Regions from separate parts of the Homo sapiens genome. Here region 2 is linked to region 1. Evidence: chromatin loops called from intact Hi-C (ENCODE). Cell type or tissue: mammary epithelial cell. All regions are shown on one strand. Links, peaks and the distances in the headings refer to the core of each region. The heading gives the core; the rest is flanking DNA.

Evidence for each region. Hi-C counts contacts between places; a loop is a spot of excess contacts. Peaks named below come from ENCODE experiments on the same cell type or tissue, not always from the same donor. Only the 100,000 strongest peaks of a DNase experiment are listed, where the experiment ranks them.
Region 2: a loop joins it to region 1, with 2.2 times the contacts of the local background. A loop is called at or near these places in 1 of 110 quality-filtered maps.

Annotation. Positions count from the first base shown.
Region 1 is chr3:106,758,464-106,774,708 of GRCh38, reverse strand. No RefSeq gene overlaps it. Among named protein-coding and RNA genes, the nearest start is that of LINC00882, 470 kb to the left of the region's middle. RefSeq lists an enhancer at 8,611-9,810. In mammary epithelial cell, for the core only: no CTCF peak of the experiment used is centred there; a DNase peak (open chromatin) is centred at 9,188; H3K27ac peaks cover 1,886 bases.
Region 2 is chr3:106,817,195-106,833,439 of GRCh38, reverse strand. LOC101929534 (a long non-coding RNA gene) reads left to right here and starts at 10,370. Exons shown (of 3, transcript XR_001740472.2): 1 at 10,370-16,245. RefSeq lists an enhancer at 2,812-3,405. In mammary epithelial cell, for the core only: a CTCF peak has its summit at 8,467 (motif pointing left); no DNase peak of the experiment used is centred there.

The DNA.
Region 1 (16,245 bases), core at 6,297-11,296:
TTAGCCTACCTAGAAAAGTAAATTAAATATAAATCTTTAAGGATAAGAATTTCAACAAGCTGAAGTTTTGATGACAATTGGGCTGTAAAGAGAGTAAGGTCATATTCTTGGGCAAATTTCCATGAGTTCTACATTTAAGACAATTATATATGAATCAAGATGAACAGAAACTGTATCTTAAATCATTACGACAACAAAGAAAAACTACTCGCTGTATCATAATGATTATACATGTTATTTTCAAAAACTTAGAAAATAAAACACAAAATAAAAATCATCCATGATTCCATCTCTAATGGAAGAACTGAAAATATAGAGATTAAAAGTATTGCTGATATTTTGGGTACGTGCTTAAAATATAAAATGCTCACACTGTTTTGAGAGACAGGACAGCATAGTTCTGAAGGGTTAGACTCCAAGAGTTAAAATGTTAAATTACTTTACCCCTTGTATGATCTTGGGTAAATTATCTCAACTTTTAAATCTACTTTTGTTCGTTTGTATTTGTATTGCTATTCACCTCCAAATTCACTCTTCAACATATGCTTTGTGATTATGGGCTTCCTGTAAGCATTTTTCCTTTAAAGTGAGCACATTGTTAAGCTTTCTCATTAAAGGGTACTGTGGGAGCACCGTAGGAACAAGAGGGTCTCCTGCAGGTGCTGATGGCTGAAATGTGGGTAGGGTGGTGTGGCTGGGATGACATCCAGTGGAGCTCTGCCACAACCACAGGCCCAGAGTGCATGGATCCACAGACACCTTGAAGTCTCAGTCTGGACTGATGATAACCTTTCCATGACCCTAAATAGAGAAACCAGTGCTCTAAAGACCTTCTGCTGGCACAGCTGCCCTGATTCCTTCTGCAGGTACCAGAGTGGTCCCTGAGGCCCAGAGGATCCCTTCTGGATGCTGATCCCTCTGCCAGACCAACATGTCTGGCCTGGGGCCTGGAAAATCCCCACCTCCTCTGCTTGCCCTGGTTACTGATGGCCTGTTCCCCACTTGCACTCTGGAAGGCTACATTGTACTGACCCAGTTGTGCAGATCAGCTTTAGTATGGAAAAAACAACTTTCCACTCTTTAGCAGGCTAAATTATAACTCCTCTAGCAAGATCTGAACCCCAGCTGTATTAGTCAGGGTTCTCTAGAGGGACAGAACTAATAGGATAAATGTATATAAAAAGGGGAGTTGATTAAGGAGTGAGTATTAACTCACACGATCACAAGGTCCCACAATAGGCCATCTGCAAGCTGAGGAGCAAGGAAACCAGTCCGAGTCTCAAAGCTGAAGAACTTGGAGTCCAGTGTTTGAGGGCAGGAAGCATCCAGCATGGGATAGATATGTAGGCTGGGAGGCTAAGCCAGTCTGATCTCTCCATGTTCTTCTGCCTGCTTTTATTCTGGGCGTGCTGGCAGCTGATTAGATTGTGCCCACCCAGATTAAGGGTGGGTCTGCCTTTCCCAGTGCACTGACTCAACTCTTAATCTCCTTTGGCAACACCTTCACTGACACATCCAGGATCAATACTTTGCATCCTTCCATCCAGTCAAGGTGACACTCAGTATGAACCATCACACCAGCCTTGGGAAGGAAGCCCCCTACCAAATTTGTCTTTCCTGTGGTACTTACTTTCCATCTTGGGGTACCATAGAGAGTTTTCTCAAATGTTGTAGTTATTCTTTTATCATAGTTTTATTATTCTTTATATTAAACTTCTGTAGTCTAACCCAATGTGTGGTGTCTATCTCCTGTTTGAATCTACACTAATACAGTCATTAGATGGTACAAATTAAAATCAGAGAGATACGACTACATATATATGCACTTGAATGTCTAAAGTTTTATGTATATGTGTATATAAAATCTCTCCATATATATGTACATATATATACATACTTGTACATATATGTATGTCCATATATATGTATATATATAGAGAGAAAGACAGAGAGAGAGGGAGAGCTGGATAATGTTAGTGAGGGTGTAGGGCACCTGGAAATCTGATTCATTGTTGTTGGGAGTATACAATATTTTCTTATAAAACTAAATATACACTTATTCTATGATTCATTGGTTTCATTCCAAGAGAAATCAAAAGATATATGCACAGAAAGGCTTATATAGGAATGTTATTTGGAACTGTATTCATAAAAATCCAAAGCTGAAAATGTTTATTAATACATTAATGAATAAACAGATTATGGTGTATTCATATGATGCGGTAGTATTTAGTGATAAAAATGAAAAAAAAAACGTGCAACAACATGGATGAATCTTAAAAAATACTGTGTGAAAGAAGCTTTAAGTAAAATGTTCATACTATATAATTACATTTTTATGATGTTATAGAGCAGGTAAACTAATCTTTGGTGGAAACAAATTTCAGAGTGGTTGTCTCTTGGAGGTCTAGGGGTAGGAACTAAGTGGGATGGGGCATGAGGAAACTTTCTTGGGTGAGGTAGTATTCAACCTCTTGATATGTTACATTAAGTACTAAGAGTGAATATTTTAAAAATGGGGGTTTAGGTTATACAGGTTATGCATGTGTCAAAATTAATTTAATGGCACAGTATAGCAGGTACATTTAACCTAAAAAATGTAAACTAATTATATAAAAGTGTTTAGGTAGGAAGCATACTGATGTCTGAAACTTATTTGGAAATTCATTAAAATATAGGTAAATTGATGCCTGTATAGAGGGATATAGGTGAATAGATCTATAATAAGACAAAAAAGGAAAAGTATTTATTTTGGATTCTTTACTGGTTGGGATACAGAAGTTTACTGAATCTTTTTTAAAGTTTACTGTGTTGTTTTTTTTTTTTTAATTTATGAAAGACTACTTGGAAGAAAAACTGCAGATCAAAACCAACTTAGTTTTTTTTTTAATCACTTAAAACCATTTAGACTATTCCCTGGTTTGCTATGATATTGAAGTTTCAGTTTTGTATGAATGTTGAGCGTCTGTTTTTAGCTCCTGCAGCCTCACTCATAATGCGGGTAGTTTTCCAGTGCTAAAGACTGAGGGAAACTGTCTGGCTTGAATTTCTATTATAGTGCTTGTCTTTTCTTGCATCTTATTATTGTCTATGTGCTGGCCTAGAGGGTCTTTGATGTGATGAAGGTGGTTGTGCTTTTTTGACGTTATGTATTTGTATCCTATAACCCTTAAGGACTTCACCTGACTTGAAACCATACCACACGGAACTAATGTATAGGTAGTTTTTACTGATTGGCTTTTCATTTCATACATGTGCATAATGATTTCTCAATGGTAGGATCCATCTTCTATTTATTTTGCATTCTCCACCCAAAGAACATTGTACAGTGCCATACACACAGGGGATACTTAAATGAAAATAATGTATATTATTTTGGTGTTTAAAACCTTTTGAACCATTTAGGTAAGGCTTAGAATTTAGCATTTGGCTCACTAGAACAAGGATTATATAGTTTCAGTCAACTACACAATCTTTAATTTTAAAAAATCTATATTGTAGAATGTTCCAAATATTTTTCACATAAGGTATTGATTTCATTTTATAGAGGAAAAAAAGTATCAACAGCAACTTAAGCCCACTGGATGGATTTAAGGTTCTCCTACATTCCCAACACGTCTATCATAAAGACGCCAATGAAAGGTTATAACCCAGATGGAAACAAGACTCCAAATGCCAGTAAACCAAAGACAACTTGAGATCAGGTGAGATTATGGGTCTTAATTAATCATGGGAAAAAGAAAAGCATATTCAGGTTTGTAGCCCCAAAGTAATGAAATTCCCTTTAAAACTATGTCTACTTTTAAAATTTTTAGGGGAAATGCTTAAAATAAAAAATGGCAGACATTATTATATAGAAATATAAGTTCTGAATCAACCTAAGACATACTTTCTACCTTCTATATAAACTATTCAGAACCAAATCTCTTATAAAAGGGATACCTTTTTATCAATAAATAAAAATGACAATTAAATATTATACATTTCTTTGGAAATCCATAGGCCATGGAGTTATTAGCTCAACTGTCACTGGAAGACCCTAAAAACATGCCTAAAGTACAAATCAAAAATACACCAGGACACTTACCAAGAGCTGCCATGTTATTATTGCAAGCAACAAGAACTTAGAAGGCCAAGATTAGCTATCTTCAGGAAGGTTTTCCAGAAGTAATCAGTTCTGTCCTCAGAGTTGTAGACATTATTGTTGCGATTTAGGAGGCTGGCTATAAGGCAACAGGAAATGATCAATGGAGAAGGTAATTGTTGAAAATGCTATAACGTGTCATGTGATGAAAATATGTTGAAAATTAATTCAAGAAATCTAGAAAATGGTGGTGGGAGCAGCTGGGAGAAATAAAAACTTCTCAATAGTTAATATTTTCCTAAATATATTTTCTAAGAGAGATAGCAGTCTATCTCTAGAAACTCAAAGGCACCCATATGTTTTTTACTCAGCTTGAATGCAATAAAACATTCATTGAGACTATAAACATACTGACCAGAAAAAATTAAAATTACTAATTTGATTTCTCAGATACCATAATACTGGTGGGGAGGTAACCTTGGTAGGAAATATAAACATTAAGGTCCACTTCTATGTTTTACTGCTAGTTTTAAATTAATCAAATTTTTAGCCCTAAACAGCATAAATGTGTACATTTTATGTCTATAACCTAAAATTTAGATGACCCTTGGATCAAAGCATACACATTTTCAGAGTTGTAGGATATTGCAACTGAGTTATATCTGGCATTTACACAATTATCCAATGTTTGTTATTTCTGAGCTTCTCAAACACATCAGTAACACAAGTATCTGTTTGTTATGTTTTTCAGCATCATATTTATTTCAATTCCAAGTCATTCAACAGAACATATGTCTGCACCTAAAACCTTTTATGAGTGTGTATAAAAATACACCATTATAGACCAATGTAACTTTAATTTTCTTGCCAAATAAATGTATCCTTACCAAATATTTCAAATATTTTCCATCATTGCAGAAACTCTGCAGTAAAATTTTTGTTAATGAGCATAACCGTAACTTTTAATTAAAAATACTAGTCAGTTGAGAGAGCATAATGGGGCATTCTTACCCCAAAGCCTTCTCCTGTAAAATATAACGGACAATAGAGTTTGTTAGTTTTCTGCTTTTATAAATTGTAGTAGTCTTGTGTGGCAATGGGAAGATGATGCTATCTGCTATCTATTAATATTTACACATCTGCTTATTTACTTTTAACACATCAATCATAAGCCAGGGGCTAGAGTTAAGTAGATTTTTATTTTCAGACTCTTGCTTGATCCATGACCTGTCTGCTGGTTAAGAGGCTGTAATGAAGGCTATTTAGCCCACATTGCTTCTGGAAATAGGTTTAGCACTCCATAAATCCTATGTTTTACTTTATTTACACCATTCACACATGCAACCTTTATCCTGTTCATCTACTTGGAGTCTAATTTAATTTACTGATGAATGTGCATTACTCACTCAACCATAAAGTGGACTTGATTCAACTATAACTATTGTAAGCTAATTGTTCTCTGTTGGATTTAAAGCTGATAATGATGTACAGTGACAGGTTTAACAAATTTTCAATTACCACATTCAATTACTTTGGGTGCATCCCACATATCAGTGAGCCAAACACTTAATTCATTTAAAGTTTTAATAAGGAATATGGGATGAGATGATTAATTAGGGAGACTCCCAGGACAGGTCTTGCACTTTTGATGTTATTAAACAACTCCCTCTATTTTGCTTTACATGTTGATTTTAGAATCTAGCCTGTCTTGTAGAAAATGTAATGCTTACTTGCCACATGTTCCTATCTGGAAAACAGATTATCCAGCATGCTGAGATTGCATTAATATATATGTCAGTAAATTAATATTTGTGGCTTAAGAATTATTAAATGTTATTTTGAAAGATCAGTGATAGTATGAAGGTCAGTTATTTATCGTATAACTGATTCATTTCTAAGTCTATATTTATTGATTATATCCATTACAAAGAACAAGGATCTAAAGAGGTTAATACGAAAATTGACTTATACTGTTTTACTCTTTGAGTTAGTGGAAGAGTTAGTAAAAGATAATTTTAAGGTATGCCCATAGATAAAGACAAGTTCATTTTGTTCCTATAAATGTAATTAAATATTTTGTGAATTTTTACACTTAAGATGGCAATTTGAGGCACTCTCGTTGTTTTTTGTTTGTTTGTTTGAAACAGTCTTGCTCTGTTGCCCAGGCTGGAGTGCAGTGGCGCAATCTTGGCTCCCTGCAACCTCTGCCTCCTAGGTTCAAGCGATTCTCCTGCCTCAGCCTCACCAGTAGCTGGGATCACAGGTGTGTGCAACCACGCCTGGATAGTTTTTGTATTTTTAGTATAGACGGGGTTTCACCATGTTAGCCAGGCTGATCTCAAACTCCTGACTTCAGGTGATCTGCCCGCCTCGGCCTCCCAAAGTGCTGAGATTACAGGCATGAGCCACCGTGCCCAGCCAGAACTCTGTAATATAATAACACATATTTTGACCAATAGAGGCTGCAGGCAATAGTGAAAAAAATAATTAGAGGCTGGAGTCCTGGAAATTTAGTCTTTCTCCTGTGGTTTTCTTAATGTGAACTTTATGCTACTCATATAACTTCTTTATGGTTTAATGTAACTCACTAGAAAAAGTGATAATAAGAGGCTAAAATTCATTCAGTTAGGATATACTATGCACTAGCCATTATTTAAATATTAGCTCATTTGATTATTTTGACAACCCTTATGGGGATAATTATCTTCATCATGGAGATAAAGAAACTCAGGATCAGGCTTTTTGAATACTCTGCTCAATACCACAAGTCCTCTATGTGACAAAGGTAGAATTCAAACTCAGATTTATTGAATTATTCAGCTTAGGATTTCCTCACTGTTACACCTTACAGCTCTATACTTCCTAAGTGTCCTGAGAGGGCAATTAACCTAATAGAGGTGTTGTAGTGGGAACTGGTTGAAAGGAAGAACAGATGGGAGCAATAATTGGCTTTCTTTCACTCTTCCTTATTTCCTGCATTTTTGTTTGCTCCTCTGAAGGAGTAGTTCTGAAGGAACTACTTTTTACTAACATAGAATGGTTTTTGCTAAATTTCCGTTAGTAATTATAGTAGTATTCTATTGCTGCTGTAACAAATTGCCACAAGATTAATGCCTAAAACAACCTACATTTAGTATCCTACAGTTTTGTAGGTTAGAAGTCTGATACAGGTCCTGTTTGGATAAAATAGAAGTGTCAGCAGGGTGGAGTTTTTCTCTGGAGCATCTAGAAGAACCTGTTTGGTTGCTTCTTCCAACTCCTAGAGGCTGCACACACTCCTTGGCTGATGGCCCCTTCCTCCAAATTCAAAGCCAGCAATGTCACATCCCTCCAAGTCTGCTTTCATCATCACATCTCTTTCTCTTACCACAGCCAGGGAAAGACTGTTTTTAAAGACTCATGTGATTAAGTTGATTGATAGCCACAATATAATCTGTGTGCCACCCACAGGATAATATCTCCATCTGAAAGTCCTTGACCCTAATTACATCTGCAAAATCCAATTTGCCATATAAGATAACATAGTCAGAGGTGTAAGCGATTAGTGTGTGGACATCTTTCAAGGAAGGATATTATTCGGCCAACCACAGTGATAAAGATGCATCAATAATTTCATCAGTATGAAGCTTCACAAAATAGGGCCAGACAGGGTGGCTGATGTCTGTAATTCCAGCACTTTGGGAGGCCGAGGTGGGTGGATCACCCGAGATCAGGAGTTCCAGACCAGTGTGGCCAACATGGTGAAATCCCATCTCTACTAAAAATACAAAAATTAGCCAGGCATGGTGGTGCATGCCTGTAATCCCAGCTACTTGGGAAGCTTGAGGCAGGAGAATCACTTGAACACGGGAGGCTGAGGTTGCAGTGAGCTGAAATTGTGCCACTGCACTCCAACCTGGGCTACATGAACAAAACTCTATCTCAAAAAAAAAAAAAAAAAAAGTTTTACAAAATAAAGAGGATACTAGATTTTGAGAAGGATTTTTTTTTCTCTTCTGATGATTTCCTAGTGTTTTTTATGCTACCCTCACCTCTTCCTGGCAAATATTGGGAAGAGTAATTATGACAATCCAAACCTGTTTACAATAGTGACCAACAGAATGATCTCTCATTTTTTTTTCCCTGGACAAGTTTCCTTAAGGAAACAAAGTCTAAGAGAAGAACCAGTGAAATAATATGCAATTAGAGTATTTAATTCAATGTACTGATCATGACTAAATCAATGGCATCAATTATAAGCACACTCAGTATCTGGAATCTCATCGGCATGTACACTTAATTAAGCTCTTTTATATTATACCATAAATCTTATTTTTGATCTCATATTTAAATGGTCTCACTTTTAATCTGATTCAGAAAGCCCCTGAAGACTTCTGAGTTTTTCCTCCAATAAGAGCCTGGTTTAACCAGGTTCTATCATTAAGGGTTAGTCAATTTGCCTGAGAGTTTCCCTCATTATAAATCACTGCCATGAAATGAAGAACCTACTACCAAGTTTACTAGGAGAGGTGAATGTGCAGCTCACTCTTAAAACTTTAGTTCTATTTGGTCAGATTCCATTTCATTTTGTAGAAGCAAAAATGTAAATTATTTTGTAGCTCTCCTGCCTCTTTCTCCTTATTTGCTCTGTTTTTCCTCAAGGACTTTTTAACCTGCATATACTTTCCTAAATTTCTTAACTTGACTCATTTAACTCCTATAATTTGATTCTCTTCATTCAGTTGAACAGATCTCATCCAATCAATTCTACTATACACCTATTCCTGAAGGAGTTTCTGAAATAATTGTTGTTTTTCTTGCCCTAAATTTTTTTTTGCCTACAATGAACTAATTGCCATACATATTATGGACTTATCAGAAATCGAAAGACTCCATTATGCAATAGTTTTGATAATTGTTTTTGAAAATTATCATCATGCCAAGCGTCAGGTTCCAGTCCAAGCTAAGGTCTGAGGGGAGTGAGTGGGTGAGTGGTGAGTAACTGTAAAAACACTTGAGGAATCGTAGGCAGTTTTGACATGGCTTATTCTCTCTCTGGGTGCAAGCCTGGGTGTGAGCCATAGGTACAGTGGCAGCAGGGTAATTATACCTTTTGCAGACAATAGTGGCTCTGAGCCGAGTATGAGCTTGCGTGAGTGGTTTCCTAATGTGCCTTACATGGAGTGATTACATAATATGTGGGGGTGGTGTGCCTGCGCTCCAAACCCACTGAGTCACACTTCACCAAAAGGCCACCTCAGTCTACTCCTGACTAAAGCGCAGCCATTTCCGTTACAAGTATATTCTGTCAAAATATTACTATAGTTTGCTCCCTTACTATACCTTAATCAAGCCATAAATTAACCATTATGTCATTTCTTTAATTTTGATTAAGGTAATCTTGTTAATCATGGAAAGGCTTTTTGTTTCTTTCAAAATCAAAGCTACCCATTACAAACATTCTTTCGCATTTTTTTCTTTTGTTTTGCAAATAGTGTATTTTTTGCAAGCAGTTTGTGTGTGTATGTATACATGAAAAATCTTATCATTTTGTAGGTAATAATCTCCCTTGGCAATCTAGGTGTGTTAATCATCATCTAGGAGTGCTAGTGATCATTATTTTTCTTAAATTTCTTCATAACTTTTCAGTTACAGTTTTCAGAGATGCTTCTGCAGCTTAGCTTATAACTATACCAGAAGCAATGTCTTTTAGGCCTGTATTTGGATATTTTATAACTTTGTGGTATTTGTATTTTCACTGCTGCTATTATTTTTCACCATGATGTAAACACCTGGAAAAAGCAACCTTGAATAAATTGTTTAGATGATGTGCTAAATCCTCAAGAAATTAAAATACTGTTTTCTCAATGGTATACTCAATGAGAGTTTAAAATGCAGGTGCTTGAAGAAATGTTAAGGTACAACTAATCATAATCTCAGACATTTATTTTATGTCATTTCATTTTGAGACAGGATCCTCACTCTGTCACCCAGGCTGGAGTACAGTGGTGTCATCTCAGCTCACTGCAGCCTCAACCTCCCAGGCTCAAATGACTCTTCCACTTCAGCCTCCTAAGTAGTTGGGAGTACAGGTGCACCTCACCACGCTCAGCTAACTTTGGTATTTTTTGAAGAGATGGGGTTTTGTCATGTTGCCCAACCTGGTCTTGAACTCCTGGGCTCAAGTGACCCACCTGCTTCTGCTTCCCACAGTGGTGGGATTACAAACACGGGCCACCTCACCTGGCTCAGACTCATTTTAAATAAACACTCCAGTTAATATTTAGTAATAATTATAAAATTATAATAAAATTATAGCTTTGGTAGACAGAATTCTAAGATGAGCCTCACAATTCATACTCCCTGATAGGAATCCCCTTCCATTGAGTGCAGGGGAGAACTCTGACTATAATGGAATATCACCATGATTAAGTTACCTTGAATGGCAAAGGTGAAGACATTTAGCAGATGTAAGTAAGGTCCCTAATCAGCTAGTTTAAATTGATCAAAAGATCCTGTGAGTATCTGACACAATGAGGTGAGCTCTTTTAAAAAATAATTTGGCTGGGCGCGGTGGCTGATGCCTGTAATCCCAGCACTTTGGGAGGCTGAGGTGGGTGGATCACGAGGTCAGGAGATCAAGACCATCCTGGCTAACATGATGAAGCCCCGTCTCTACTAAAAATACAAAAAATACAAAAAAATTAGCTGGGCATGGTGGCACATACCTGCAATCCCATCCAACTGGGAGGCTGAGGCAGGAGAATCGCTTGAACCTGAGAGGCAGAGGTTGCAGTGAGCAGAGATCGCACCACTGCACTCCAGCCTGGGTGACAGAACGAGACTCTGTCTCAAAAATAACAATAATAAACAATTTAGGGCCGGGCGTGGTGGCTCACACCTGTAATCTTAGTACTTTGGGAGGCCGAGGTGGGCAGATCACCTGAGGTCAGGAGTTCATGACCAGCCTGGCCAAGATGGCAAAACCCTGTCTCTACTAAAAATACAAAAATTGGCTGGGCATGGTGGCGGGCGTGTAATCCCAGCTACTTGGGAGGCTAAGGCAGGAGAATCACTTGAACCCTGGAGGCAGATGTTGCAATGAGCAGAGATCACACCACTGCACTCCAGCCTGGGTGACAAAGCTCCCCACCAAAAAAAAATAAAAGATAAAAACAATTTAGAAGTCAGAGATGGAAGAAGGTAGGTAGAAGAAAGCAGCGGTAGATGCACTCTTGCTGGCTTTGAAGAACAAACCTCCATGCCACAGAAGAGCCATTTGGCAGAGAATGGGGTAACACCTCCAGTTGCTAGGGACCTCGGTCTCCCAAGTGCAAGGGACTGAATTCTGCCAACAACTGGTAAACCAGGAAGAAACCCTGAGCCCCAGATGAGATTGCAGCCCCAGCTAATACCGTAATTTCCTCTGGGAAGACCCTGAGCAAAGGACCCAGCAATCCCAAGCCCAGGGTACTGACACATGGAACCTGTGGGATAATAACACTGTGTTGTTTTCAGCCACTAAATTTGTGGTGATTTGTTACATGCCAAGAGAAAACTAATACTTTAGCTAATATTTATTTAGCTCTTTCTAAATGCCATGCTCTGTGCTATGAGTGTTACACAGATAATTTTATTTAATACTCAAGCCACTCTATGAAGCAGGTTCTATTATTTTAAAAATTTTACAGGTGAGAAAATTAAGCCTTAGTGAGGTTAAAACACCTGATTGCAGGTCACAGAGCTGATTGATGAAGGAATTAGGATTTGAACTTGTGCTTTAATCACTTCACTAGACTATGTTCTTAATGCAAAACATTCCACCGAATAATGTAAGTCAATTTTGTTCTGATTGCCACCTGTTCAGATACTGTCTTTTTCTTGTGCATATCCAGGAAATGTGACAAAATACTAAAGAATAAACAGCCTTTGATGAAATCTATTTTTTCTAGTTGATTTCTCAAAAAGACCTTTATATGAATACTTCACCATTTATAGAAGAAAGTCTTCAGAAAAGAAATCCTTTTAAAAAAGTTATTTAATTGCTATTTTACCTAGAAGAACAATCTATTTCCATCTATCAGGTAGTAATGAAGTCATTATCTTGCACTCTTCTTTAATTAGCATCAATCCTGATTAGTCAGAATAAATTAGGCTCTTTGTCTTTTTCCATAGTTGTGATTCTTCTGGTACAGGAGCCATTCAATTATGTGTTATCACTTACAAAAGATGTCAGTATAATTAGCGTATTTCAAATTTTACTTTTAAGAATATTTCAATGTTAAAATACAAGGTTGTTTTGTTTATCCCCCTTAAAATGTGGGAAATAATCAAGTAACATTCTCTAGAATAATTTTTATATTAAAAATAAAATGCACAAGGTTAAATAAATCTTGGGGATTTTATTAGCCATTCCTCATCCTAATATTTAATGAAACCATTATGTAATGAACATAATGGTAAAAATATCTGAGGTACAATTAACTGTTACTACAAATTGAGGTGAGGAGTTCCACAGAAGGACACATAATTATTCTAAGTAGAATATAGAAGAGAATTTTGAAAATTCAAATTGACAGATTGGCATACTTATATGAAAACCAATCACCATCTTTTTTTTTTTTTTTTTTTTTTTTTTTTTTTTTTTTTTTGAGACAGAGTCTCGCTCTGTCACCCAGGCTGGAGTGCAGTGGCAAGATCTTGGCTCACTCCAACCTCTACCTCCCGGGTTCAGGCAATTTTCCCGCCTCAGCCCCCCAAGTAACTGAGATTACTTATATGCACCACCATGCCCAGCTAATTTTTGTATTTTTATAATAGTAGAGATGGGGTTTCACCATGTTGGCCAGGCTGGTCTTGAATTCCTGACCTCAAGTGATCCACCTGCTTTGGCCTCCCGAAGTGCTGGGATTACAGGTGTAAGCCACTGCGGCCGGCCCTAATCACCATCATTAAAACATTACTTTCCATTATTTTGTAGAGTTGTATACATGCATTGAGATAGCCTGTCTTTTGTTTACTTATGATAAAAGTGATCCCTTTCTAATATGATCTTTAAAAACTGAATGATGTAAATAAAACTTTAATTTTTTTTTGATGGGATGGGAGTAAGTAAACAGGTCCTTCATTACGTAAGTAATTGGCCCTGAAATGGAAATAATTATTGGCTGAAGTAGGTTAAGAACACGAAGCATTATGCCCCTCTAGCCCTATTGTTATTTCCTGGGTCAAGGCTGAATCTGCTAATATATCAGTTTGAACAAAAATGAGAAATTGTGCTGTATCTAACCTTGTTTGAAGAGAAAACTGTATTCTCTACGCATATCTAGGAAATCATTTTAAGATCAGAGATCCTGGGGCTGGAAGAATTTATAGACCTATAAGGCAGAAGTCAGGGTAAAAATAAAAGTTAGTTTGCTGCCTTGGGCAGCATTTACAAGTTACACTTCTGAGTATGGCTGCAGCTTTCTTCCTGCATGTTGCTTTTCCATTATCATCAGTTCAGCCTCTCTGCAGTGACTTTTTTACCCATAACCAACCACATTTCTTATTTTGGTAATAACTACAGAAATAGACCTGAAATTATTTTCCTCTAGGAATTCTAGGCTGAGCTATTTTCAGTGGCATTTATTTGGTATTTTTAAGGTTAACTGATCATGTTTGGAACATAAATGAAAACAGAATAGTATGCCTTTCTTGAGCTAGTAATGTCACAGATCATAGACTTTGCCCAGAAGAAACCATGTTCTTTATTTGCAACTAAAATGACCTTTATTGGGATTTTTTGCTCTGTTTCCAGTATTTGACACAGCCATCTGACAAAAAACTTACTGTTTGGGTATAGCAACGTTACAAAATATAAAGCAATTTTAAATGTAGAGTCTCTTTTGCTCTAATTTAATAGAGACAATTTAGAGATAAAATCAGGGAGGGGAAGAAAAGCATGGCTTTGTGTGTTTTGCATTCTTCTCTTAATTATTCTTCTATTAACATGGAAGAGAAAAAATCAAGACTATTGTAGAAATTTAAATAGCAAGAGTAAAACAGGCCACATAAAGACATTTGTTTTTTTAAAAAATAATTTCAACTTTTAGTTTAGATTCAGGGAATACATGTTGAGGTTTGTTACATGGGAATATTGCATGATGCTGAGGTTTGGGGTAGGAATGGTCCTATCATGCAGGTAGTAAGCATAATACCCAGTAGATAGTTTTTCAGCTCTTGCCGTTATCCCTCTCATCACTCTCTCCTTCCTCCAGTAGTTACAGTGTCTTATCGTTCCCATCTTTATGTCCATGTGTGCTCAATGTTCAGCTTCCACTTATAAGTGAGGACATGCAGTATTTGGTTTTCTGTTTCTATAAATTCACTTAGGATAATGGCCTCCAGCTCTATCTGTGTTGCTGGAAAGGACATAAATTTTTTCTTTTTTATGGCCGTGTAGTATTCCATGGTGTATATATACTACATTCTCTATCTAATCCACTGTTGATGGGCACCTGGGTTGATTCCACATTTTTGCTACTGTGAATAGCATTGTGATGAACATACAAGTGCATGTGTCTTTTTTGTAGAATGATTTATTTTCTTTTGGGTATATACCCTGTAATGAGATCACTGGGTGAAATGTTTGTTGAATTCTTAGTTCTTTGAGAAACCTCCAAATTGCTCTCCATAGTGGCTGAACTAATTTACATTACCACCAACAGTGTATAAGCATTCCTTTTTCTCTGTAACTTCGCCAGAATCTATTATTTTTGAATTTTTTAATTAGTCATTTTGACTGGTATGAGGTGGTATCTCATGTGGTTTTGATTTGCATTTCTCTGATGATTAGCAATGCTGAGCATTTTTCATATGTTTGTTGGCTGCTTGCAGACAAGTCTTGTAATTACAAAGTCTTGTAATACAGTATCAAGCTTGAATTGCTATTTTATCTTTGATAAGCAACTCAGTAATAATTTTTGGAATTTAGAAATTTAGTTATATTAAATGCAACCAAGATTTGTTGAATACATGCTTCTTTTTTGTGTACTAGGTGATGGCAGTTCAAATGGGCATATAAGAAGTTATATATGGCACACATATTTAAAGTTTTCAGAATAATTTTGGAACTAATCAGAGGAAACCCAAGAGAAAATTTCAGTTATTTAAGCAATATTTTCCAAACAACTAAGACTAGTTCCTGCAAGACTGTGCAATGCCTCTATGCCTAGCATGATGTCTAGCATGGCATTCAGTACATATTTGTTCATTTGAAACAAGCTTATTTAAAAGAGCATGGATCTTTTCTTCTCAATCTTTGTAACCCTAGCACCTAATACAACACCCGAGGCATCAACTAATAATGAATCCTGACTAAGTATTTATTTTGGAAGAAGTAAATCTGAACATGTCTTCTAAATTCTACTTTAATTTTGAGCATAATGTGTTATTTTTCAGTTTTATTTTGCATCTCTCTAAATTAACAAGGTGTGTTAAAAAATGTCCAGGTGGCAGGAATTAGAAAACGTGTTAATCTTAGAAGGAGAGACTGCTAATGGAGAAATCTTATGAGCTCATAAATCAATGCTTTATGAAAGTGTGTGAGCACCATGTGCACTGGAATAACTTGCATTGCTGTTTAAAGTGAAGATACTTTGGCCCACTCTGGGACTATTGAATTGGAATATATAAAGATAGGGCTCATGAACCAGTGGCTTTTCAAGGTGTGGTGTGCAGATAAGCAGCATTAACAATACCTAGGACCTTGCTGAAAATGCACAGTCTTAGGTCCTACTGCAGAGCTGCTGAATCAGAATCTGTATTTTAACAAGATCCCAGGGGATTTAAATGCACTTTAGAATTTGAAAATCATTGCATTGATGTTTCAGAGCTATCACTACCATCTTAAATTATAAATTGACTCACATATGCAAGGATCCATTTGTCAGTTTCTAGTATTACGACACACTTTCACTCTGCTATTTTCTGCTGAAATGGTGAAAGAGTACTTATTTTTCACACCTGCTCTCATAAGCATATTATGAGATTATACTACAACTGTCTTTCTCGCTAGACTGTGAGTTCCAAGTCAACAACAACAGAATCTTTTCATCTTTTTACCTCAAACATTTAATGTTTACAAAGAGTAAGTACTTAATTAGTGCTGAATGAATAACTGAAAACCACTCTTAGATTGG
Region 2 (16,245 bases), core at 5,890-10,889, 59 kb before region 1:
ATTTGTGATATGTTAGAGAGAACAACAGGACTCGCTGCTGTATTAGTAAACTGAAACACTAATTTCTAAATGTTCTTTTTTATGTCTCTAAACATTTCATTAAATATTGTCTTCTATTCTTAGCATAAATGTATATACTATACTTGATCATTTATATCATAGACAGAAACTTATTTTATAGCAAAGTAGTCTATCTGCAAATTGTGGGTAGAATGCTCCTTTATTGTAATTTTATTTCTGTATTGCTTTCATAGTGTTTTGATTAGCACTTTGGTTAAATGAATAACTATTTTTTTCAATGACTTGTGATTCTGTTTTGACCAAATGTATTGATGCTTTTAACATTTTTGATAGATGTCCTATTAACTAATCTTTGTGCTAAATTACAGGGCTTTGACTCCTGGGTAAATCTAAAACACTGACACCAGTGCAAGCCTCATCTGTAGACCTGGGAGAAGGTGACAATCAAAATGAATTGCTTTCATGAAACACAGGGCCAAAAATTAAACTATTTAATTCCTCTAGAATCAGGGATTATTACAGAAGAGACAGTGGGGGCTTGAGATTGTAAGGGCCAATTTTGAAGAATAAAATTAGTTCAGACCCTCCAATTCAAGGATGGGCACACAGATGCCTAAACAGTTGACACATTGAGGAGCTTTGGCTCTTTAACTTCTTTAACTCAACAGGTTTAACAAAACACTTAAATGTGGGTTATCTATGTTATTAAACATCATAGTATCCCATAACACTCCTCCTCAGCATGAAGCAGCCGGAAAGATCTATGCCCAGATTCCCCATGATTGAGGAATTGATAAATAGAAAAGAGTAACTGATACTGGCCCAGTTGTCCCATAGAACTGATGTTTATGGTTTCTTGAATGAACATAGAAATTGACCCTTCCAGTCTTCAAACTTGAGAAACTTACATTTGTCTTATCTGAGTTCCTTTCTCAGGAAACTAAACATCAGACCTTCCAGAGAGTATCAGTGAACTGAAACTCACCAGATCACCACATCTAGACAATAAGACACCAGACCCCTCTTCGGTCATGATTGCTTAACTGACCACCTGGCTTCCTGTTGGCCTAACACCTCTCCCTTGCCCCCATCCCCCAACTAATTGCTGTTTTCCCACACATAGTTACATTTCTGTCCTGCTATAGAAAACCTTAATTTTAGTTGGTTGGGGAGATGCATTTGAAACCGATATCCTGTTTTCCTTGGCTGCAGAATCTGAATAACCTTCTTCCCTGGCAATACTTGTTGTCTCAGCGATTGGCTTTCTGTGGAGGGAGGAATGGGACTTAGACTGAGCCCCTGGTATTTCAGTAACAAAAGTATTCCCTGATAATCTTCCTTCATGTTTATCTCCATATCAATATCTCCTCACTGGGAAATCTAGCCTGGGGCACTTTTGGTTTTCTATCTAACCACTTTAAGAAAGTATAAAAAGAATGTGTGCATTGTATGCATTTATGAAATTTCTGGTATGCTCAAATCTTGCGTATGACAGATAGCTCTCAATTACCTATGCTCTAGTAATCAGAAATAAAAATTAGTTGTTTTGTTAAAAGTGATATAGTGCATGGGTGATTGCAACTTACTAGGAGCAATAGTGGCAAAGACATTTGCCTGTGTACACAGATTCTGAGATGTATTTTCTAATCAAGAGAAAATTGGTCTTATAGAAACATGTGTTGATGCAGAACATTCTATTTGATAGGTCTTGAGAATGTCACAGACAATTTTACTGAGGAAACTGCAATCGGTAACATGAGTTTGATCCTCGGCAGAAAATTCTGAAAGCAAGATGTAGGTAGAAATCTTTGGCATCTAAGCAACAATTCAGGAAAGGTGACCAACGTTAATTACAAGTAAACAAATTTTATTTCCCAGCCTCTCTCAATGGAGAGTTACTTGAACAGTATTTATTTTTCAAAAGACTGGAAATAGATGCAGATGGCTGAGGCTCCAACCCTGATTTGTCCATTACCTTTTTGCATGTTTTGTGCAAATCCACAGCCTTATGATTATCACTGTTCTTACTGGAATTATTAGCAAATAGTTTTGTAATTTCTATTATCCAAATATCTTATCACCTGATCCTTGCCTAACACTTCCGTTTCACCCCTTCTGCTCCTTTCTTGCCCATGCCCTTCCCATCCTACAAACCACATATGTAGCTTCTGATACTGAAATATTCTCTGTGCTCCTGCTCCAAGAGACATCAAGGGGTTAAGAGGGTGAACCCTGCAGCCAGCCGAGTCCCTGCATTTTCTCTGTCATTTCCCAACTGTGTGACTTACAGCAAGTTACTTACCCTCTGGTGCCTCAGTTTACTTATCTCTAAATAGAGATCAATATCAGCATCTACGTTATTTGGTTGTGACAAGGATTAAGTAAAGAGTACTTGTTTCATAGTAGCTCAAGTATTCTTTGGTGCTTTATTATTTGTTAGCAATGACATGTTCCTGTTTAGGAATTCTGCTGCTCCATTTTGCACTCTGAATCTATTACTGTGTGAGCGTATTTTTCAAATTCTACTTTATGAATATGTATGATGAAAGGTATTTGATAGAGTACTTGCACGTGTAAATTATTGCATAATTGTTGAGAAATTAATGAAAATTTTATTTAAAATGTTCCTGTTGCCTAGAAACAGCATAGATGCCGAAAAGTACTTCTCCCAAGTTTGTATTGAACAACTGAGAGATGTATGTGAATTCGTTTCTTTCCATTAAAAGAATTAAATGTGTAGAAGACCTAAAGAAAGGAAGTCTCTTTTGTTTTTATTGTGAATGACCCAGTACAGAGAGAATATGAATATTCTGGAATTTTCTGGTAATTGGCCCCAGGTGGGACTCAAGAGGGGGGTGCTGACATGCTCAAGGAAATGGAAATGCTCTCACATTAAGTTAATCACTCTGGCTGTTACTACCACTAAAGGGATCACCCTGTGCTCGGTACTGCTGCTATGTCCTTGTCTCTCATAAATTGCAGAAAGGCTGCAGGAAGGCTTTGAAATGTAGATTTTTTTTTTAGGGATTAATGGCACCCTTATTTGTCTAAGTAATGGACTTTTCATGATGTATTTTAAACTTATTGAGCATTAGTTAATTGCTATAATACATGTCAACAATGTGACTAAAGCTATTTCAATTAGATCAATTGTCTGATTAAGTGGTTACCAGTTAGCTTCCCAGGTAGTTTTTCTCCTCAAAGCCCTAAAAATAACATCTTTACAGAATTTCCCAAAATGCATACTGTAAGCCAGTTGCCACAGCCAAAATGGAATTATTTATTCAAGCATTTTATTTGCATCTGAATGTTTGGCAGTTGTGGAGAATAGCAACAAAACAAATAGGGGAAAATATTTGAAGATAATTTGTCCTCTTTTGACACTTAATTTGCTATCACACATTGAGTTTAAAATCCTCGATGTGATCTACAGAATTTCAAAACATTCCCTTTGTTTTTTCTTGACTCTTCATTAGCTTTCCCTGACTTCCCACAGACACTGCATTCTATGAACTTCCTTCACATTTAAATCTTTATTATCATAATCCCTTTGAGAAAAAACTAATAAACCAACAAAAAAATGCATCAGTTAACTAAAAGCCCACCCAAATTTTATAAATTTGTAAAACCCAAGAATATTACTTGGTTCATTCCTGTTCAGTCGACAAGTCAGTCAATGTATGTTGCAAATTCATCATTTTCTTGTTATTCTTTTTCTACTACTTTAGTCTGAGCCTCATCATTCTCTGCCCACATTACTGCAATAGCTTCTTAACAGATCTCCCTGTGTCTAGTTTATCCCTTCACTAGGTTCTTCTACTCAGCATGGCCAATGTACTTCCCAACTTTCATCTTGGTCATTTCTCTGCTTAAAAACTAACATGCCTATTATTTATCAAAAGGAAGCTCTTCAGCCCGTCTGACTTAAAGTCAAAGACTGAGTTCTGGCCAGTGGAATGTGGGCAGAAGGAATGTGCCCATATCCCTGCCTGAACCACAAAACCTCCCATACCATTTACCACATGCTCCCTGTCTCTATCATCTGCTGGCTAAATGGAGGGCATCCTGTGGATAATCCTGAGGTGATAGGCAATGAAAGAACCAACAGATTAAAATATCAAGGTCCCTGAATAGCTTCATGGTGCAGAGTATCTCGCCTCCACATCCCACTCCTGCCTTAGACTCAGACGTAAACAAGAATGAAAAGTTCATTGTGTGAAAACAGTGAGGCTTCTAAGATGTTTGCTGAAGCAATTAGCCCATTAGCCTAAGATGTATTGGTTTTGCAATAACAGTGTTGTTACTGCAAATCGAGATTAACAAATTTATTGGGAGGTTAATATGTGGGTTTTGAACTTCTCCTATGCAGTTTTTATTAGTTCTATGCTTATGGTTTTTGAATCTAAAAGGCTTTCTATGTTTATAATTCTTTATGCTAATTATTTTAAATCTCGTTTTGGAGTGCTTGAAAATAATGTTTATTTATTTACCTATGCAATAAACATTTAGCATCTATTATGTCCTAGGTACTGTGTTTATACAAAGAGAAAGGAAGAAAAGGTTATTATTTCTGTTTAAAAAAAAGGATTATATTACAATCTTATATAGAGACTTTTTGCTACCTAATTTTTACTCTCAGCATAAACTCTCAACAACAGCGTCACATCTCTCTGGATCCCAAGTGACTAGATTCTGATTTTCAGGCCTTATCTGAGACACTCAGAATTGTTTTGCTGCCTAATTTTTCCTAGGGTTTTTTTGATGTTAATGAAATAGGTTTTTTTTTTCATTATTAATTGTGAAGGAGGAATTCTTTTTTACTGAATTCCCACCCAAGTACAGACAGCATAGATTTTCTTTTGCAAGCATTCATTACTTTAGGTATTCCTTTCTAAAGCTTGAACACTTTGATGGTAATGTCATGGTAGAGGAGGCATCTTCTCTCTCTTTTGGCAGTTGACTTTTTGAAGTTAGATGATTAGGTCCAGAGACAGGGAAAGGAAATAGTACCTTCTTAGCTGGCTCCACTACTGAATTAGTGTGTAATTCGTGATCATTTCTCTTTCTAACCATCCTTCTCTTTTTGCTGTCATTTGATAAAGTTTATCTCTTACCCAAGGGCATAAAACTGGCAATGACTAGTTCACCACTTTTGACTACATGTTTGGACAAAATATAGGAATTTCAAGAGAGTCTTGATACTTTTAAAAAAAAATGTTGGTGCTATTAGGAAGCAAAACATTTGTTCATTGCTCATATTCCCTGTAATTTGAAAAAGAGAAGTGTGTGTGTTTGTGTGTGTGTGTGAGACAGAGAGAGACACACACACACACACACGGTGGGGTGGGGGGGTACTTTAGATTGATTCCTAGTTTACTAGAAATGCTGACTCATGAGTTAACAGATGAGCTCAGTCAATGTCATCCTCAGGTGTGTGTAAGACTGTTAAGCATAATATTCCTTTCACAACCTTTCTAGGTGTGTGGAGCAAAAGGGTGGGGATGGGGGTTGAGGCATGTCAACAAAGGTCAAGAGATGGGGGAAGGGTTTTAAAGAAACCCGGTGACTGGTTTCTGAGCCTGACTCTGGAATCTGGCTCTAGGGATCAGCCACCATAGGCACCACACACTTAGTGTGTTTTCTCTGTACTTTAATGGGCTCAGTAAGAAGATGACACTTATCACATTCTATTGTCATTAGCTGTTGGTTTGTCTTCCATGTTTGAAGGAAAAGACCATGTGTTACTCCCTTTCGAATCTTGAAACAAACACATTCCATAGAGTTTTGGTGACTAAGGGAGTAAATAAGTAAAGTGAAGGCTACATTTGCCCGATACTGTAGAAAAACAGGATGATGTAACTGAACTAAAGACTCTATTGTCGTATGAATTCTAATTTCCCTATCTAGGCTTCTATAAAATAAAGATAGGAAAGGAAAACACATAGTACTGAGAAAGATGAATGAAGGATGAGACAATTTAAATGGGAAGGGATGGGTGAAAGTTAACCAATAAAGAGAACAGAAGAGATTGAAAAGTAAGAGGAAACAGGATTTATAAGTTGAGATAGAGAAAGAGCTATGAAAGACATTAAAATGTTGGTGGAATCAGCCAGTAAACATCCAAGATTATAGTCAAGTAGTTGCTTGACCCACGTAACAGGATGTTGTAAAGATGTAGTACAGTAAACCACAGAGTTTCTCAGAGGGAAGCTGCTCTGTAGATAAGAAAGCCCCATTACTTTGTATTATTATTTTCCTTTCATGTTGAGCGGATGTACCAGTGACAGTTGGAGTCTCCTTTCAGCCAAATAACTCCCATATGCTACATAATGCTGCTGCTGATTAAAATCCTATGGAAGATTCAGGCTGTATCTGGAACAATAACAGTCTGAATTCGATTTATCAGTCTTCTGGGGAAGCAAAGATAATCAGATTTCCCCCTTCAGCAACTTTGGGACCAAGCCATTTGCTGAGATGACAATGGATGTGAGTCTCGCACTTTCAGTTTATACACCTGCTGCCTGTTAATCACAAGTTTCTGACATTTTTCTGAGTTTTTTTCCTTCCTATTCAAATCTTACAGGCTTTGTCATTTAAAGGCAAGGGCACTTCTGTGAAAACTAGTTACAGAAACATGCATGAAAAATTAGGGAGCTCTGTAGGGAGACAAAGTTATGGGCGATAGGAGGAAAAACACAATTTTGTCAGAAATCTGGATTCCAATATGCTTCTTAATTTTTTGGTATGTGACCTGAACAAGTAGTTTAAGCCCTCTGAGCTTTAGTTCCCTCATCTGTAAAGTGGATAATGATCTCGGCATCAGAAGGTTGCCTTGTAGATTAAATTACATGATTTGCATTTGACTGAGCATTCTGGAAAAATCTAGGTAATGAGAACTGCAAAGAACTCTGGGTACAAATACTCCATTCAAACCCGTGCACTACCGAGAGACTTGACCAAACTTTAACATGGCCAATAGCTACCTAAGGCCTGTCTCTGGGACAAATCCAGCCCTCTTTTGAGTGCCTGTCTTGAAAAGCTCTGGGCTGTCAAAAGAATTTTCCCTTTGTTCTACTCAATATCTGATGATAGGTCTCCCTTTCTTAGAATGTTTATCAAACAAACAAAAAAATTGGAAATCCTTTCTGTGTTTCTTTGAGATGTATTTGTATTTCATACAATTCAAGAGTGTCTTTCTCAAGGGCCTGAAAGCCATTCCTTTGAAATGCAGTCATCAGGAAGGATAGTCTGTGTTTTCCAAGCTCTGTAAGAGAACAGAATCCTAACTTCAGTAGTTGCCAGCCAGCAGACACAGCTGGCCTAATGGCATTTATACTGACTGACTGTAATTTTTCACTTGACTCCCTGCTTTAAATTGCCCAGTCACCTCTGTGCAAATCAGAATGCAGCTCCGCTCTTTCTCCTACTGTTAACAATTACTGAATAAAATCTGTTTTCACTACTTTAAACTAGTGTCCGATTTGGTTATCTTTGACACTAGAGACTGGCTTTGTGATAACACCTACCAAACCCCTGCCTCAAATTTCTTTTCATGGTAAATGTGTGCTTATGTGTGTGTGTGTATTTTCTGAAGGAGACGGTGAGGTTGAGTCTTCTCAGGATAGTTCATGGAAAAAAAAAAAAAACCTGGAAAAACATGAAAAGGTTGTCTGTTTTCTGCATCTGGTTCTGAGGAAAAGGACCGAGGGCTAGTTTATGTTGTAAATTTTTAAAGGTCACAAGTAAAAGTTAAACATGCTTTCATTATTTTAGCTTAAATCAAAATGAAATTTAAAGTGGATGCAGCTTTAGGCAATGCTGGATACAGGGGTTTAAAGGATGAAATTAGAACTCAGTTTCTTCCTTTAGATCATGCTGTTCAATAAAACACTCTGTGATGATAGAAATGTTCTATATCTCAACTGTCTAATTCAACTGTCACATGTGACTATTGAGTACTTGAAGTGCGGCTAATGGCCAACTGAGAAAATAAAGTATTTCCATTTATTCTGAATCAGTTCAAATGTAAAACACTGCGTGGTGGCAACTCTGTTAGTGAGCGCCATTCTAAATTATGCTGTGTTTGCCTCTTCTTGGCTTTATTCTCAAGACAGACTGTCTCTGTGTGGCATCTAGATGGCTCCTGGAGTGTCCAGACTTAGCCAGTTTTTAAAAAAATTATGATCTCACAGAAGGAGAAAAACTAGCCCTCCTTCAGTAGCCTTGTCAACTTCAGAAGCCTTGTCAACTTCTGATTGACCTTGCTTAGGTAAATCATTGTGTGCAAGAGGATGGACACTCATAGTGTAGTCTGAGTCACATTTTATTGTGGATCATTCAATTCACTGCCCTTCTGGAATAGTTTTGAGTTCAGAGGAAACCATTACTAAATAGTGGCTAAGGAAGAAGTGAAAGGACTGTGTGAGAAAGGGCAAAAGCAGTGACACCTTGTGGCCTGGTTGGTTTTACCAAACCAAGCCTGGGTCTGCTTATCCGGCACAGTAAAACCAAACATCCACACTGAGGTTTGCAGCAAGAGAAAGCATGGTGTTTATTTGCAGGGTGCCAAGCAAAGAGAATTGGACAGCTAATGCTTAAGACCTGACTTCCCTGATGGTTTACAAGCAAGGGATTTTAAAGGCAGGGTTGAATTTCAAAAAAGAAGTTACAGACAAAATGATAAATTAATACATGGAAGTTATACAATGCTTTGGCCCAAAATGGTGGGATATCTTGAAGCAGGGCCTTTCAGGTTATAGGTGGATTCAAAGATTCTTTGATTTGTGATTGGTTAAGAGAGCAAATCTTTGTCTAAAGTCTTGGGGTTAGCAGAAAGGAATGTTGAAGTTTGGCCTGTGGGCATGACTCCAGGACCCTCAGGAAGAAATTTAGAACAAAGAACAGCAGTCAGATTTCAGCCCTCAGTGCCCCTTTATCTGAGATCTGTGTGCCAGTGGATGGCATTTTCTACCCAGTGGGGGTCCAGGTTTATGAAAAACAACTCAGGAATATATGTTAAGATATTACCTTTAGCTACCAAGGGAATCAAACATCTTGAGGCTCAAATTTCCTTGGCTGTTGTTCTAAGTTATTATCACCTTTTTGCTTATTATCAGGTTGCTCATTTACTTACCAAAGCTAGCTAGGTACCTGGAAATTTCCTTGAAGGAACTCAAAATTTTTCTTTATTTTCATGCATGGGGAGTGGGGAGCTATCTTAGGTAGCAGGCCCCTAAGAGGGATCCCTGCTCCATGTTAGTGACAGTGTACCACACAGGGTTAATAATTAGAATTTCGCTCTTCAGTACAGAGAGAATTTGGTACCTGAAGTCCAGGTCAGGAAGCAGCAGAAACCATACAGTTTATAAAGTTTATAAAAGAAACCATGCAGTTTATTTCAGTGTCCTGAAAACATCAGCAGTATCAGCATGTGAGGCACAGTCTAGAAACCTCTTGTGTAGAGCGTCATAAAAAGGGTAGGAAAGTTAGACATTAAGCACATAGAGCAAGTCATGTGGCTCCTGTGAACTGCTGTTCTGCTTCATAAGCACATCACAAGCACGCTCCAAGAATTATCAGAAATACCATGGGTAGGGTGGGGTAGAAGCCTGCAAGTAAAGGTGGTAGTTAAATACAGGAAATAAGACTTTACAATTAATGTGACAATATTCGTATTTAAAGTCTAATAAAGCTGAGACATTTGAATCATACATTTAAGGGCTTAGAACGCTGAAATGCACACATTTTACCCACCGTTTCCAGCACATGCAGACACACGCATCTCATATTCAATTCTAGAACAGGTAGATTTTTCTGTGTTTTATTGATACTGGTGGTACAAAGAGATGTGATAGATTTAACTTCATCAGGATTTAGTGTATCCTTTAGAACTATGAAGATTTATTTTCTGAAACCTTGTGTGTTACAAAAATTCACTATTGGGAACATTGGAAGCAAATCTATAGACTGGGACTAATATTCAGCCATTGTATAAAAATATAACATATTGGTTGTTAAAACATAAAAATGATTATGAACTAGTTTTATACAACATCTTTCCTAAGTCAAACTATCTCCTATCGCTTATTGCCTCACTTCTGTCTCTTGTCACAGTCCAGCAATTAAAGTTTTAATTCCTGACACAGGCAGGGGCCTCCCAGTCCAAGACACTATTCTAAACCAGCTATGTTCTCATTGGTCAGTGCTCATGTGATGTGGTTTGGCTTTGTGTCCCTACCCAAATCTCACTTTGGATTGTAATAATCCCCATGTGTCAAGGGCGGGACCAGGTGGAGATAATTGAATCATGGGGTCGGTTTTTCCCATACCTTTCTTGTGATAGTGAGTGAGTTCTCAGAAGATCTTATGGTTTTATAAGGGGCTTCCCCCTTCACTTGGCTGTCATTCTCTGTCCTGTTGCACTGTGAAGAGGTGCCTTCCACCATGATTATAAGTTTCTTCAGGCCTTCCAAGCCATATGGAACTAAGAGTCAATTAAACCTCTTATCTTTATAAATTACCCAGTCTTGGGTATTTCTTCATAGCAATGTGAGAACAGACTAATACATCATGTTAGTCAGTTTCCCTGAAATTCCAATTGCCTTTGGCTTCCCAAGGAAAACCAAAACAATCATTTCATGCTCTACCAGCATTTTATTTTTTTTGTGTTGGTTCATCAACCTACATTTTCACTTATTTGTTGATTACATTATTTTTAAATCCTCTGTATCACAGAGATACAAAGTAATGAAATATTGTCATGGGAGCCATCGGGTGTCACTTTTCCAGCTAGAAATTTCTGTGGCTGGTGGAACCTTTGCTCGAGTTTTGCTCGAGGCCCAGAGCTTATTTCACCCACTCGGCCTGGCAGGCTGCGCTTGCCTCAGGCTACCAGCCTGGATCCCATGCCTGCCAAGGGTGAGTCGGGGATGGAGTGGCACAGGGTGCATGAGTGAGTGAGTGTGGGGTCTGGCCACTGTGCACAGCCAGGCATGCCGGCTGCTGAAGCAGGGCAGGCAGCTCCAGACGCCGGCTCGAGCACTGACTCCTGTGCAAGCCTGTGGCTGGATCAGATGCACCACAAACAGCTTCCACTGCAGGCACCTGCATTTGGACAGAGGGAACACAGTGGCTCCTGGGAGCTTGAAAATGCCAGAGACCGGAGTCTCAAAGAGGGTGTCGCAGCCCTGGCTTGGGGGGCTCCCATGTCTGGGCTCCCCAAAAGGCCGCAGCTCTCTTCTCCTTCTCATTGCCCACGACTGGTGAGCAGTGGGGACATGTTCCAGCCCTGTTTGTTTTTTTATAGCTCTTTCAGTCGTACCATTCGATGGGTCCTGAGTTCTTGTCCCACATCCAGGAAGAATGACGTATGCAGACAACTGAAAGATGAGCAAGGTGGAGAGGAGCTTTATTAAGCCACAGAACAGCTCTCTGGAGACTCAAGAGTGGGTAGCTCCTTCCCACAGCTGGTAGTCCCAGCATCTGTGTGAAATCTGGCTGATTCTGGGTTTTTTATAGGCTCAGAAGGGAGGAAGTGTGTGCTAATTGGTTTATGGGTAGCCATGGGTGGGCCTGGAAAAAGCACCCATAAGTTCTCACTCCAGGCCACGGACTCGACCTGGAACTAACAGCCCAGCCCCCAGGTTCCAGGCCATCCCTGGCTTGAAAGTGGGGCTTCACTGGTGACCTGCTCCTTTCCACCCAGGAACCCGTCTGCCTCCCAATGTCATCAACATGCCGTCCATAGTGCACAAGATGTTTGTGCCAAGGTGTGCCTGCAGGCCTGGGTCGAGCCACTCTCAGTCACTGCCCTGGCCTCCCTCCCATGCTTGTCAGTGTCTGATATGGTTTGGCTGTGTCACCGCCCAAATCTCATCTTGAACTGTAGATCCTATAATTCTTAAGTGTTGTGGGAAGGTCCCACGGAGAGATAGTCGAATCATGGGGTGGTTTCCCCCATACTGTTCTCGTGGTAGTGAATAAGTCTCACGAGATCTTATGGTTTTATAAGAGGAAAACCGTTTCGCTTGGTTCTCATATTCTCTCTCTTGCCTGCTGCCACGTAAAATGTGACTTTCGCCTTCCGCCATGATTGTGGGGCCTCCTCAGCCACATGGAACTTTAAGTCCATTAAACCTCTTCTTTATAATTTACCCAGTCTCAGGTATGTCTTTATCGGCCGTATGAAAACAGACTAACACAGTGTCCAAAGTCTGGGGGCGGGGGTCTGAAGCGGCAGGAGGCTGACCGTGTCAGTGCTGCCTGAGGTACACACACTGGCGGTCGCTACAGCGCCTGGGCTTGGCTAAAACTTTGCTCTTCACCAGAGTGGGTTCCAGGAGTGGGGAGAGGCCAGGGAGTAGGAGCGGGCACTTCTGATCCTGTTGGGGAAGGGGGGTTTCCTGGGCCCCCGAGAGCACAGGGATGCCCAGTTCTGGAGCTGCACCCAGGAGGCTTCAGCTGTGCCTGGGAGCACGGACTCCTGCCCTGCCCTGCTGACTCGGCAGGAGGTGTAGCTCCTGCCTGTTCCTGTCCCACCGTCTCCTCGGAGCACGCAACCCCAGCTGGACTTCCCTCACTGTAGCTGGCAGCTTTGCAGCCGTCACTCCAGATGGGCTGCCACTGCCATCAATATTTAAGATATGTTGCCTTGTTTGGGAAATCCATAAAGTCTTTGCTTTATGGCAGATGAATATAGTAAAGAAAAGGAGTTAAATTTAATTTTGTAGCGATGTAGTCCATAGTGACAACTGGAGAAAATGCTGCAAGTTTGTTAGGAGGCTAAGTCTTACCGAAAGAGAACTGCCATTGATACCTATAAGATTTAGTCATGATCACAAAATTAGGACTGGATAGGGAGTACAAACAGCTGAGACAAAAACTATGATCGACAGGCACCATAATTTTCAATCAAATAGCCTCAAATCCGTACCTTCAAGTGACAATAGGGATGTATCGCAGGTAGAGAAATTTATGGTGTGATTAGTGGAAGATGTATGTGTGTGTGTTTGTGTGTACTTATATAGTCTTAGCATAAGTGTAGTTATTGGCTTACATAGATGTGTTTAGTTAGTTCCTATTAAAACTGCTATGGAGAATTTTGTAGAGGTTGAGAGATCAAAGGGTCTGGAAAAATGTGGCATTAATTCAAGCCAGATGGGATCAATAATTCTGGAGACAAATAGTTACAAATTATTGTAACTATTGCAAAGCCCAAAACCTTGAGAGACAGAATTTTGCAGCTTTAGACCACTGGGAATAAAAATACGTTGTTTTGCAGTGTGTTGATGGTTTAAATTTTTGACACCTACTGCACTGTCAGTCAGTCTGAACTCTTCTGCCAACTGACAGACACATCATTCTAGAGATGAAGCAATGGATTCAAATAGTTTTTTTTTTTTTTTAACTTTTTTAGATTATCTTTCTTCTTTCCTCAAATACAGATCAAAACCTAGGGAGGTGACTTTTGTCTTCTTTACTTCGTTAACCTAAAACTGAGGAGAATTTTAAGTTTGTAAATTCTGAATGTGAACATTTCAGAGGCTGAATTTCTATAACTCACAATCATGCCGCAGGACAATAACACATAGCCAATAACTTAGATCTGTGTTCCTTTACTTAGATTTGTTTGCTAAGGAAAACTATGGAAACCATTGTTTCTTCTGAAAGCCAAACTCAGCATTTGAGAGCATTTAGTATTTAGCCGAGTGGTAGAGCAGCAAACTCATTTTGAGTAAGATATTTAAAGAAGGAGCACCATATGTCATCAGCTGGCATAATTTAACTTGCAAATCACATGTTGGCAAGGGCTAGTTGGCAGCAGATGGCTGAACTCTTGTGTTTCAGACCCCAAACCTATCCTTTCCCATTTTGTGTTAGAAATCTAATTAAAAGCCTTTTTAGCACCATCAGATTAATTATAAACAAGCCTCTTTATCTGGTAGAAAACTGACCTATGTTTATCAACCTTCCCCCCAAGTCGTCTATTTTCCAAGATATTCTTCAAGAAGTACTTTTCTCCAAGCTCATTTGTTCAAATGAAACACACTTAATCTTTGTATCTTAAATCCCATGAGCTACTTCTTAGGCCAAATATGAGTCACTTATTTACTATTTAGGACATAAACTGCTATTAACTTAAAACTACTTGCTAATTGAATTAGTACCTTTAGTCAATTTGGTGAAATTTGTTGATAGACAATCTTCTTTCAGTTATATATTTGCCATTGAAAACAAGATTTTATAAAGCGTAAAGTCTTTTATCATATGTTGGTACATTAAATATCAGAAAAAAGGACATGTGTTTCATTAATTTGCCTGTCACTCTACTAGTTTATGATAAGAGGACTGACATTTCTGTACCATCTGTTTGTATATGACATAAAAAAGCTATATGTGCTTAGTTATGGACCGAAGTATTTAGACAGAGTAAATCCACAAGCATTTGCTCAACATTTTGATAAGTATTAGGTTATTTCTCACAAAGAATTTTGTTATTATTAGATATTTTTTATTTTAAAATTTTGTTGTAAATTGAAAAATTATAATTATACATATTTTAGTGGTAAACAGTGATGTTATGATATATGTATGCAACATGAAATGATTAACTCATTAATCATAGATAATTAGCATATCTATCACTTCACATACTTGTCTTTTTTTGGTGAAAACATTTAAATATGTAAAATTCAAGAAAAGCATAAGCTTTTATAAAAGGTGTGGGAATAAGTGACTATTTCTTTCCCAACATACGGATGAATTGTACTAGTGGTTAAAAAAAGGAGAGTTATCTTCTGGCTTTTGCTTAGGATGTAAAAGGCTGGTCAGGGCATCCTTTGTACCCTTATAATATAGAAAATAGATCATCTGTAAATTCATAGTTGTTCTTGGATTCATCAGAGAGCTGAGGTTTTGGGGCAGCCAACTAACCCAAAATCTAAAGGAAGATATTCACCTGAAAGGAGACACAGACTATGAGCATTTGCTTTTTTGCAGCAGATGCTGGACCCCATAAAATGTGTTCAGAAGAATGCAACTACAATTTTTGACAAATTGCTAAAAACTGACTTTGTTTTAGCATGAGTGCATAGAATCCCTGGGAGCTGCAGTCAGAAGGGGAAATTGCAGGTATGTGCATGATCACCACAGAGCTCACCAGGTACTTACAAGAGAGATTAAGAGCATGGTGGGAGTCCTGAGAAAGCCTTCATCTTGATGCAGGCACAGGAGTGGGGAACAAAAGATGTTGTGGAAGAGGAAAAGGAAAAGGCAGAAAGCCTTACCAAGAACCTTCTCCCCTACTTCTCTACAGAGTAAAAGACAAGCTTCTGTGGAAAGGGCAACAAACACTATCACCCTCAGACCAGAGGTGAACATCCTTTGCAGCAAGGTGAAAGAGATACAAAACACCCTCTGCCCTTGAAGGAGAGACAGGAGACGCCTCTGTTGGCTTCTCTGCTGCTTAACAGAAGTCATGAGATGCCTGGGTAACTGACAAAGAACAAAGGACAGTAATAGCAGTAGCCAGAGTATCAGCATAATTTCCTCATGCCTGTTCCCCAGACCCTGACATTCAGAGGACCAGGTGACTCCTATAGACACGTAAGGGTATGGAAACTCCCTGACTTAGTTTTCAGCATTCCAAGAATTGCCCCGCAAGAAAAAATGGCCAACACGATATCTGCCCACCTCTCGGTGGTTTCAGAGTCTCTGTGATCTTGGCACCTTAAGTTCTAGCAGCTTCAGCCAGTCTCTAATGCCTCAAATCTAAACTTTTTCTATTTTCCCTGTATTTCACGTGGGTTTTCTTTTCCTTGAGTTGCTTGCAAGATGCTTCAACTTAGCCACACCTGGAATATATTACATATTTGTTTCTTGTTTATTTTCCATCTTCTTCTTTAGGAACGTAAGCTCTGTGAAGTTCGGTTACTTTGGCTTCTTCTCTAATAAATCCCCAGTGTCTTGAAAAGCACGTGGCAATTGGTAGGCACTTAATAATGTTAAGTAAATAGACAATAGACAGCTGAGTTCACATAGGTAAAAAATAATAAAACCACAATTTAAAAATTTTGTTTTCTATCTTGATGCCTACTGACATATATAGTAGTTTCTACATTTACCCGTATCTCTGTTGGTACATGTTTTCTTAGTAAAAAGAGTGCATATTTTTAGCACATTGGTTTATTAGTGCATATTTATGTCTTTAGCTATAATCAAGAGGAG